2 separate regions of the Homo sapiens genome follow, and region 1 is linked to region 2. The links are chromatin loops, found by intact Hi-C in ENCODE. Cell type or tissue: dorsolateral prefrontal cortex. All regions are shown on one strand.

Region 1 (5,000 bases), 730 kb before region 2:
CTGACCATCTCCTCCACCGTCTAGCTTCAACCGAAACCTGCTGTCCCTCCGAGGACACCCTGCAACCCTCTCAGGTGGGGGCTGTTTTTTTCTCTGGCTCTTGAAGAAGGCATATACATTTCCCAGGTGAAGTAGGAAAAGACTGATCCAAGCAAAGGAACTGAAAGGAGTAAAACCATGAAGAAGTAAGCTGAGGGCCTGTGTGAGGACCAGGAGAATTCCAGAGGCTGGGACTAAGGTCTGTAAGGGAGGTGTCACGGAAGAGGCTGAAGAATTAAGTAGGGCTGAATGGGAAGGCTTTTGAAGGCTAAGGAGCTTGCATTTTTATTTTAAGCGATTGGCTAGCTGTAAGCAAGGAATTGAAAGCATCAGATCTGTGTTTTGGCAAAATCACTTTGGCTAGAGCATGGAGAATGGATGGGAGTGGGACCAATTAAGGCAGGGTTGGCCGACTATGTCTGGTGGGCCTGTTTTTGTACCAGTCATTAGCTAAGAATGGATTTTGCATTTTTTATTTTAACGGAGTTTCCCTCTGTTGCTCAGGGTGGAGTGCAGTGGCGCGATCTCGGCTCACTGCCACCTCCACCTCCCTGGTTCAAGCAATTCCCCTGCCTCAGCCTCCCAAGTAGCTGGGATTACAGGCGCACACCACCGCACCTGGCTAATTTTTTTATTTTCATTTTTAGTAGAGATTGGGTTTTACCATGTTGGCCAGACTGGTCTCGAACTCCTGACCTTAGGCAATTCGTCCACCTCGGTCTCCCAAAGTGCTGGGATTACAGGCGTGAGCCACCGCGCCTGGCCTGAATTTTGCATTTTTAAAAGGCTGAAAAATAAACAAAAATAGTATTTGTGACACAAGAAAAATTATATGAAATTCAAATCTCAGTGATATTCAAAGAAAATATTTTTGGAACACAGCCATGCTCATTTAAGTATATATTGTCTATGGCTGCTTTTGACTGCATCAGCAGAGTTGAATAGTTGTGACAGAGACTGTGTAATATTGGAGTACCTTCACAATATTCTTGATTTTGTCTCTTGGTCTGCAGAGTCTAAAACTAAAATATTTGCTGTCTGGCCCTTTATAGAAAAAATTTGCTAATCCCTGAATTAAGGGATTGTTTTGGCACTTTGGGCAAGAAGCCTGGACTAGTTTGGAGGCAGTGGGGATGTAGACAACTGGATGAATTTGTGAACAATTCAGGAGATACGCTGAGTACAGGGAGTAAAAGACAGAAGGAGTCTGGGATGACTCCCAGCTTTCTGGTTTGAGCAACGTGTGAATGGTGGTGCTAGCCAGGCCAGGAATATCAAGAGAGAAAGTGAAACTCAAGGGCAGGGGAAGGACAGGGACTCACAGTGAAGAGTGAGAACTGTTTTCAGGCTTATTTTGTGTGATAGTCTGATTTGTGGGGTTATCCAGTGTGTGTATGTTACCAAAGGTGCTAACAACAACGATGTCAGAAGCAATAACCTCAAGCTCTCTCAAGCCCCTTAGAGCCTGAGGCTGGTGTGGGGAACCTGGCCATTCAAAAGACTTTTGTGCTCTAAAGGTGAGCAGGTACTTGTCTAAATTTCCAGTTGGGTCAGCATGAGTCCTGTGAAATCCCAGCCAGTGTCCTAAGAATAAAACCAAGGATTCCAAAGGCCTGGGGCCATGGGGGATTAGGAGAAGTTGGAGCTGTTCCTAGATGCCAAGCCCCCTACCTTCTATCTCCTTGTTGGTGAATTTGGTATACTGGCCAGAGAGGTAGGGCCTGTCTCTGCAAGTTTATAGTGGTATCCAAGGAAGCTGATTCTTCTGGGGTCTGATGTACCTGCTGAGACTTGGGGGCAGGGACTGGGGTGGCCAGAATCACCTACTCCATCTTGTCCTGTGGTCTTGTCTGATAAGCAGGCTCAGGCGGGTTACAAGAGCCGTGTTTTGGCAGAGCTATTCCTGTGATTGCCGGCAGATGGCGCTAAAGCAACACGGTGGGAGTGGAAGGAAGGTGGCGCAGGAGGAGAGAGGATCCTAACTTCTCCAGGCCGGAGAAGGGGTTGGTAGCAGTAGAGGGGAAGACAGCATTCAAAAAGCCGCTTCATTCTTTCCCTATTTCCAGCTCAGGCGTGTAGTCGCCCTTGTTTCTGGGGCCAAGAAAGACTCTCAGAACGGGGCAGTGGTGGAGTGTTTGGGGTGGACAGTTGCCATGTCCAGCCACCCTCTCTCTTTGGGTTTATCCCATTTCCCCAATTCTCTGGCAGCTGGGCCTGCAGGAATCTAGCTTCAGAGGACTGAGGGCACAGACCCCATCTCCGGGAAGCCTTCCTGGAATGCACACACCCTTTCCCGCCGAAACTTGTTCCCCCAAACTGCTTTAACCAAGCCATGATGGGATTTAAGTTTCTTCTCCCTGGATTGGGGGCATGGGCTTTTCAAAGCTCAGGCTGGAGGTGTAGGGTCAGAGCTGGGTCTGAAACTAGTCCTGGTTTCTGGCATTTACCGGTGAGCAGCCCTGTCCCGTGGTAACACTGATCATAGAGCCATTGAGGGCATTTCCCTACAATCTCTCTCATCCTCCTAACACTTCTGCAAAGGGCTTGTTCCCGTTTCAGAGATGAAGACACTGAGAAGAGACATGCCTAAGGTTGTTCAGTGAGGGACATGGCAGGTCAGACCTGCATCTGGGACAAGGGACAAGTGTGAACTGCTAGCTCCATTCCTGATGTGAATACCAGATTTACCCCCTCCACTTCTGGCCTTCAGTAGAGACCAGGTTAATCTGGCCCCAAAGTTCCTATTCTCCCAGCACTGCTCAGCTTGCTCAGTCCTTCTGCCTCCCAGGACCTCAGTTTCAACGCCTTTAACATGGGGCAGGGCATTTAGCCTTAAAGGGGCCTTAGGGCTGTGAGGGAGCAGTGGTAAGGGAGGGGCCCTCTTAGGAACTTGAGCTCACAACCCCGTAAGCTGTGCTGGTGGGAAGGGGATATGGGGTTTGGATCCTTCCAAACAGGAAGGTCCAAACAGCAGGGTCATTCTCACAGTGCTGTAGTTCCTGGCTAGCCTATCCTGTTTAGATCTTCAATGGATACCATTTCCTATCGTGTTGGAAGCTTTCTTCCAAAGGCTTCTGGGAGTCCCAACGGCTATAAGGGGGCTGAATCTCCACTCCTCTCTCTGCAAGGGCTTAGCTCCACCCAGGACCTCATCCCTCTAGGCCAATGATTCTCAAACTTTACCCTGCATCAGAACACCTAGAGGGCTTGTTAAAAATAGGTGGCGAGTTCCACAGAGTTTCTGATTTAGTAAATCTAGGAGGACCCTGAGAATTCTCATAGCTAACAAGTTCCCAGGTGATACTGGGGCTACTGGTCAGAACCACTGTGAACTGAAAGATTCACTCAGCAAGTCTGGATTATCCGAATCCTGCACATTTGCACATTTCAAAGAAAGGTTTGGCCTTGCCTGGCTCCTGGAAGATAACACTAAACCCTTGGAATATCCTGCCTGGTAAGTGTTTTTGCTTACCTTTGCTCCTTGGGCCACATGGTATCAGTTTAACTTCTGGAAGGGCTGGAGACTAAGTAAGGTCAGCCATGTGGGTGGTCAGCTATGCTTACACGATCAGCCTCCAGTAAGAACATTGGACACCAAAGCTCTGGTGAGCTTTCTTGGTTGGCAGTACTTCATTTTTTTTTGTCATACATCATTGCTTGGAAGATTGGGCACTGTCTGCACGACTCCACTGGGAGAGGACAGCTGGAAGTTTGTATCTGGTCTCTCCTGGTCTCTGCTCTGTGCACCTTTTGCTGTTGCTGTTTTATGCTCTATGTTCTTTCACTGTAATAAACTGTGAGGATAATAACTTTGCTGAGTTCTATGCATCATTCTAGCAAATCACTGAACCCAATGATCGTCTTGGAAACCACTACTCCAGGCTACGGGATTAACCTCTCTAGAATTCCTTTGCGTTGGGCTTTGGGGACCCTTCACCAAAGAAGTGCCTTATAACCTGACCTGAGGGTCATCCTGATGGAGTGTTTTGGCCTAAATACTTTAGGCTGTCATCTACTCAGTCCAGAGGTCAGGAGGTTATGAATTGCCTGGAAGTCTGGGTGTTGCTCTGTGGGGTAACCCTGAACAATCCTCCTGGATCTCTGGGCCTTATCTCCTCATGTGTAAATGGGGGTTTGGAAGAGTTCTGTTCTCCCCGGGTATGGCAGAGCCAATAGAGAATATGCAGGGATGTGGGCAGGGTTGGTTTATTTCACCTAGCTGCCTCACTTCCAGAGGTCAGGTCTGCCTTTTATAGCCCCACTCACCTGAGCCAGGGACTCCACGGTGCTGGGGTCCCCAGGCTTTAGTAGATCCAACCATGCAGTGCTGGCCCTCCTAGAACCACTTTCACGGCCACGGCCCACATTCCAAAGTACTTGGGCCCTCCCTGCCCCATTCAGCCCTGGCCTGAGACCAAGGCCTTGAGCCAACACAGTTAGGAAGGCCCCTTAGTGCCCGCTGGTTATGTGGCTTTATTCACAGACTCAGCACTTGCTGAGGATGAAAGGAAAGAACATTTGGGGCCAGGCTGGGCCTGGAGATCCGGGTGGCTGGGAGGCCATGCATGGGTTGGATTGGGGAGCTCACAGGAGAGAACCTGCTGGCTGGGCCAGGCCTGTGTGGGGCAGGGCCGGAGGCAGGCAGCATGCGGGAGGCCTGGCTAGATCTGCATGGAGCAGATCCATCCAGGTGGTGGCTGTGAGCCAGGAGGGAGGGACTGAGGCTTCTCTGGGGCAGGGGGTATGGATTTGCGGCTGGATAGCAGGCACACTTGACTCCCACTCCCAGGAAAATGATATTGTAGGACAGTCAGGACACCTGGCTCCTGGTCCTGTTGCTGCCTCGGGACTTGATATGTGACTAGCCAAGCCGGACCCTTCCAGTGTCATTGTCTTGCTGATGCTTGGACATTTGCCTTGGAGTTGACCCACCTAGGGACCCTCTGAGGACATTTGTGGAC
Region 2 (5,000 bases):
CCCATCTCTACCAAAAACACAAAAAAATTAGCCAGGCGTGGTGATGTGCGCCTGTAGTCCCAGCTACTCAGGAGGCTGAGGCAGGAGAACTACTTGAACCCAGGAGGTAGAGGTTGCAGTGAGCCGAGATCACGCCACTGCACTCCAGCCTGAGCAATAGAGCAAGACTCTGTCTCAAACAAAAAAAAAAAAAAAAAAAAGGAAAAAGCCGGGTGTGGTGGCTTACGCCTGTAATCCCAGCACTTTGAGAGGCTGAGGTGGGAGGATCACTTGAGTCCAAGAATTCAACACCAGCCTGCTCAACACAGCTAGATCCTGTTTCTATTTAAAAAAAAAAAAAAAAAAGAAGAAGAAGAAAAAAAAGGGGGCTGGGCGCGGTGACTCACGCCTGTAATCCCAGCACTTTGGGAGGCTGAGGCGGGCAGATCACGAGGTCAGGAGATCGAGATCATCCTGGCTAACACGGTGAAACCCTGTCTCTACTAAAAATACAAAGAAATTAGCCGGGCGTGGTGGCAGGCGCCTGCAGTCCCAGCTACTCGGGAGGCTGAGGCAGGAGAATGGCGTGAACCCAGGAGGTGGAGCTTGCAGTGAGCCGAGATTGTGCCACTGCACTCCAGCCTGGGCAACAGAGCAAGATTCCACCTCAAAAAAAAAAAGGAAAAAATTATTTGCAATGTCAATCCCAGGCTCTAGCTCCCTTTATGAAAATTTTCTGCTACAAAATAAATCAACACTTGGCAATAAATCCCCTTATGTTCAACATATGAAAGTCAAAAATTATGTTTTAACCAAATGACATTCTAGTTGCAAATTAAAAACCTGATTAGTGAATAGTAAACAGGTGTGTCAGGACATGTTCCACTAAAGTAAATAACAGGTCAGGCACAGTGGCTTACACCTGTAATCTTAGCACTTCGGGAAGCTGAGGCAGGCACATCGCTTGAGCCAAGTTTGAGACCAGCCTGGGCGACACAGCAAGACCACATCCCTATTTTTTTCTTTTAATTAAAAAAATTATAGCCAGGCATGGTGGCTCACCCCTATAATCCCAGCACTTTGGGAGGCCAAGACGGTCGGATTGCTTGAGTCCAGGAGTTGGAGACCAGCCTGGGCAACATGGCTAAACCGATCTCTATTAAAAAATACAAAAATTAGCCAGGCATGGTGGTACATGCCTATAATCCCAGCTACTCGGGAGGCTGAGGTATAAGAATCACTTGAACCCAGGAGGTGGAGGTTGCGGTGAGCCAAGATTGTGCCACTGCACTCCAGCCTTGGCAAGAGTGAGACTCTTGTCTCAAAAAAATAATAAATTAGAAATTATATAAAAATAAAAAAAATAAACAACAGATGACAAGAACTTGCTTGTCTAACATGGTGGGTATGTTTCAACCACGTATAATAAACTGTGCTTCCCAAAGTGTGTTTGGTGAAAAGACTAGGCCCAGTGAGGAGAGGCCATTTCGTTTTAACTGTACCACCATGAATACAAACAAGTGAACTAGAAAAGGTCGCCACACTACTGCAAAATGTGCTAAAAAAAAATTAACAGACCTCAGCATGATGAAAAAGGAGAAAAAGTGCATTCTCTTCCTAAAGAACTCTGCTTATTGTATACAGGTCAACTCAAGTAATTTAAGGGTAGCGTTTAGGATGTCAAATCATTGTTTACCTGAAGCATGGACTTGGGGTGAGGCAGATCTTCTCCTTGATAAATTTTAATATATGCCTTAAAATATAAACATAAAAACTGCTATAAAATGTTATTCAGTCATATCTTACTCATATTTAATTTTTAGAAAGTGACCATACAACTGCATTTTCCTAAAGACTTAGGTCAACAACCAGGAATTAGCAAAAACACACCACACACCTTTGAGTGCATGTTAGCATTTTTAGTTAACTAAAAATGTTCTCAAGCAGCACAAGCCTACAGAGGCTAGGATTCCCATCCAGCTCCCCATGCACGCTGGCCTCACCACTACCTGTGGGCAGAGTGACCATCCGCCTTGAGGTAGTCGTGTCACATCTAGGTGCCGTCTCCTCCTACTCACAGCAACTTCCTAACCACCTCCTGTCCACACCATCTTCCTTGAGGAACAATCTTCCTTTAGTCACAGCTAATTGCTCCTCTAAGAGAGTGCAAAGAACATCCATTTGGTTCTTAGACCGATACTGCCACCCAATGGCCCACTCCTGGAAGGACACCAAGGTCTCTGAAAATGCCTCTCACCATCTCCCCCAGAAAATTTTTAAGTTTCAAAATATTTAAATTCAAGTTGATTTACGAGTGAGATCAGCTTTACCAAAAATCAAACATTTTAATAACTAAAACCCATATTTACCTTAAAATACTCCAGTAGTCCCCGACAGGTGACCTTTGAGCCATTGATCTCCTTTTCCATTAACTTAGATGGGTTTAATACATACGGTATCAGTGCCTGTAACTGCTCTTTGAATTCACCAGCAATATCTGTTCACAGGACGACAAAGAAGGGAAAAATAAGCCAAACAGCCTTATTCAACCAAGGTGAACACACAATGCAGTCTTCCCAGTCTAGTGCTTTTAACATTGGTTGTTAAAAGTGAGAGAGAAGCCGGGCACGGTGGCTCACGCCTATAATCCTAGCACTTTGGGAGGCCGAGGCAGGTGGATTGCCTAAGGTCAGGAGTTCGAGACCAGCCTGACCAACATGGTGAAACCCCGTCTCTACTAAAAATAGAAAAACTAGCCAGGCGTGGTGGCAGGTGCCTGTAATCCTAGCTACTCAGGAGGCTGAGGCAGGAGAATCTCTTGAACCCAGGAGGAGGAGGTTGCAGTGAGCCAAGATTGCACCATTGCACTCCAGGCTGGGAAACAAGAGTGAAACTCCATCTCAAGAAAAAAAAAAAAAAAGTGGGAGAGAAGAAGGGGTCTGAGACTATGTTTTGACACTTTCTGGCTATGACCAAGTTGCTGACAGATCTCTGTCCCAATGTACCTTCATTTTTCTCCTTCCCCACTGTAGTAGAAAGTCTTCTCTAGTTCAAAATAGAATACTATATATGCAGAATATCTTTACCTTGGTTTTCATTCTGGGATATCTGGTCTACTCCCTAGCCTTTCAAGAAATTTCACTTTTTAAAGAATTTGATGGCCGTGCGTGGTGGCTCACGCCTGTAATCCCAGCACTTTGGGAGGTCAAGGCGGGTGGATCACGAGGTCAGGAGTTCCAGACCAGTCTGGCCAAGATGGTGAAACCCCGTCTCTACTAAACATACAAAAATTAGCCGGGGGTGGTGGCGGGCACCTGTAATCCCAGCTACTCGGGAGGCTGAAGCAGAGAATAGCTTGAACCCGGAAGGCAGAGGTTGCAGTGAGCCGAGATCGCACCACTGCACTCCAGCCTGGGCAACAGAGTGAGACTCCATCTCAGAAAAAAAAAAAAAGAATTTCATTAACAGGGTCTTCAACAAGTCAATTTTCAACCTCTCAAGTTGTCTCAGGCCTTTGCCATGCCCTCACACTACTACTCCTTTAAATCAATTAGAAATCACTGGTCATTGATTTATTCTTGTTAATTTTTTTAATGTTAAAAGAAGTAGAAGTACCTGTGCCTCATTATATTTATTTTCTATTATCTCCTCAGAGACCCTCGGAACCACCCCAAAATGAAAAGACCACTAACTCAAGAAAGGTGACAGATTCTCTGCAGCTTCTACAAGGTTCCCACAGAGGGATCAGTACAGCCATTAAATAGAGCTCTTTCCTCAAAGTAAGAATTATTAGCTGGTCCAACTATGAAGACACAGGAGAATTAAAATACAGAAAAGCTGATTTACATAATCTTCTAACATCTTCCTGGGTTCCCAGCTATACACTGAAAAAAAGCAGGTAGGAGCCCACATCAAATAAGAACTCTTTAATACTCCACCAACCAGACTATAATATGAAAAATGAAACTAAAATTTCAAGAAAGCATGGGAAAAATACTTTATAACCTTGCAGTGAAAAAGTATAAAAGTATACATAACAGGCCATTCTGTACACATTCACATTTGCTTTCATATACTAAAGAAACTCTGAAAGACTACAAAAATGGAAGAGAGACTTTTCACTGAGTACTTTTTAATCCTTTTTAAAATTTTAAACATGTGAATGTATTACATATCCAAAAAACCTTTTTGTATGGTTTCAATTTCCATCACACTGAAAGATGGAGTGTTTCAAAAAATACCTCACACAAGTAGCAGCAGGATCCAGATGCTACACTTGTCACTTTAACAAGCTGTACAGACCCTATATGCTACTCATGTTTCTATGAAGGCTACACCAAAATAATAGTTTTAAAATTAGAATAGACAAGAACTATCTCATAACAGAAACAAACTCAATCTTTAGTGGTGTCAAAGAAGACTGTGCCCTACAAAGCCTCCTGTGTTAATTTCCAACTAAACAACTCAGTAGTTACTGTATTAGGTCTCCCTGTGACAGTAAGTAGGAAGATAACAATTTTCTTTATGCTGACAACACAGTCATCTTGCATCTGATGAAAAGTATTCTCAAAAAGCAGCTATTCTAGGCCTAGCGTGGTGGCCCGCACCTGTAATCCCAGCACCTTGGGAGGCCAAGGTGGGCAGATTGCTTGAGGCCAGGAGTTCAAGACCAGCCTGGCCAACATGGTGAAACCCCGTTTCTACTAAAAACACAAAAATTACCCAGGCATGGTAGCGCACTCCTGTAATCCCAGCTACTCGGGAGGATGTGGCACAAGAATCGCTTGAGCCCGGGAGGCGGAGGTGGCAGTGAGCTGAGATCGCACCACTGCACTCCAGCCTGGGCAACAGAGTGTAGACAAGACTTTGTCTCAAAAAACAAAACAAAACAAAAAAAAAAAAACTCAGCAGCTATTCTAGCTAATTACTTCAAGAAACAGCAGCTCAGCATCAGTTATACCAAAACTAAGATCATGTTTGGCAGGCATCTACCTCTAAATAAGTGGTTGATCTTTAAAAAT

The links. Peaks named below come from ENCODE experiments on the same cell type or tissue, not always from the same donor. Only the 100,000 strongest peaks of a DNase experiment are listed, where the experiment ranks them.
Region 1: a loop joins it to region 2, with 6 times the contacts of the local background. A loop is called at or near these places in 5 of 110 quality-filtered maps.

What each region holds. Positions count from the first base shown.
Region 1 is chr11:62,904,187-62,909,186 of GRCh38, forward strand. CHRM1 (cholinergic receptor muscarinic 1) reads right to left here. Exons shown (of 2, transcript NM_000738.3): 2 at 4,493-5,000. Among named protein-coding and RNA genes, the nearest start is that of CHRM1-AS1, 2.7 kb to the right of the region's middle. In dorsolateral prefrontal cortex, CTCF peaks have their summits at 1,955 (motif pointing right) and 2,156; a DNase peak (open chromatin) is centred at 1,955; H3K27ac peaks cover 4,048 bases.
Region 2 is chr11:63,633,859-63,638,858 of GRCh38, forward strand. It overlaps ATL3 (atlastin GTPase 3), which reads right to left. Exons shown (of 13, transcript NM_015459.5): 9 at 2,349-2,476; 10 at 1,676-1,732. LNCROPM (lncRNA regulator of PLAAT3 mediated phospholipid metabolism) reads left to right here. Exons shown (of 4, transcript NR_199012.1): 2 at 3,633-3,877. Among named protein-coding and RNA genes, the nearest start is that of LNCROPM, 20 kb to the left of the region's middle. In dorsolateral prefrontal cortex, CTCF peaks have their summits at 2,183 (motif pointing left) and 2,388; a DNase peak (open chromatin) is centred at 2,163; H3K27ac peaks cover 1,097 bases.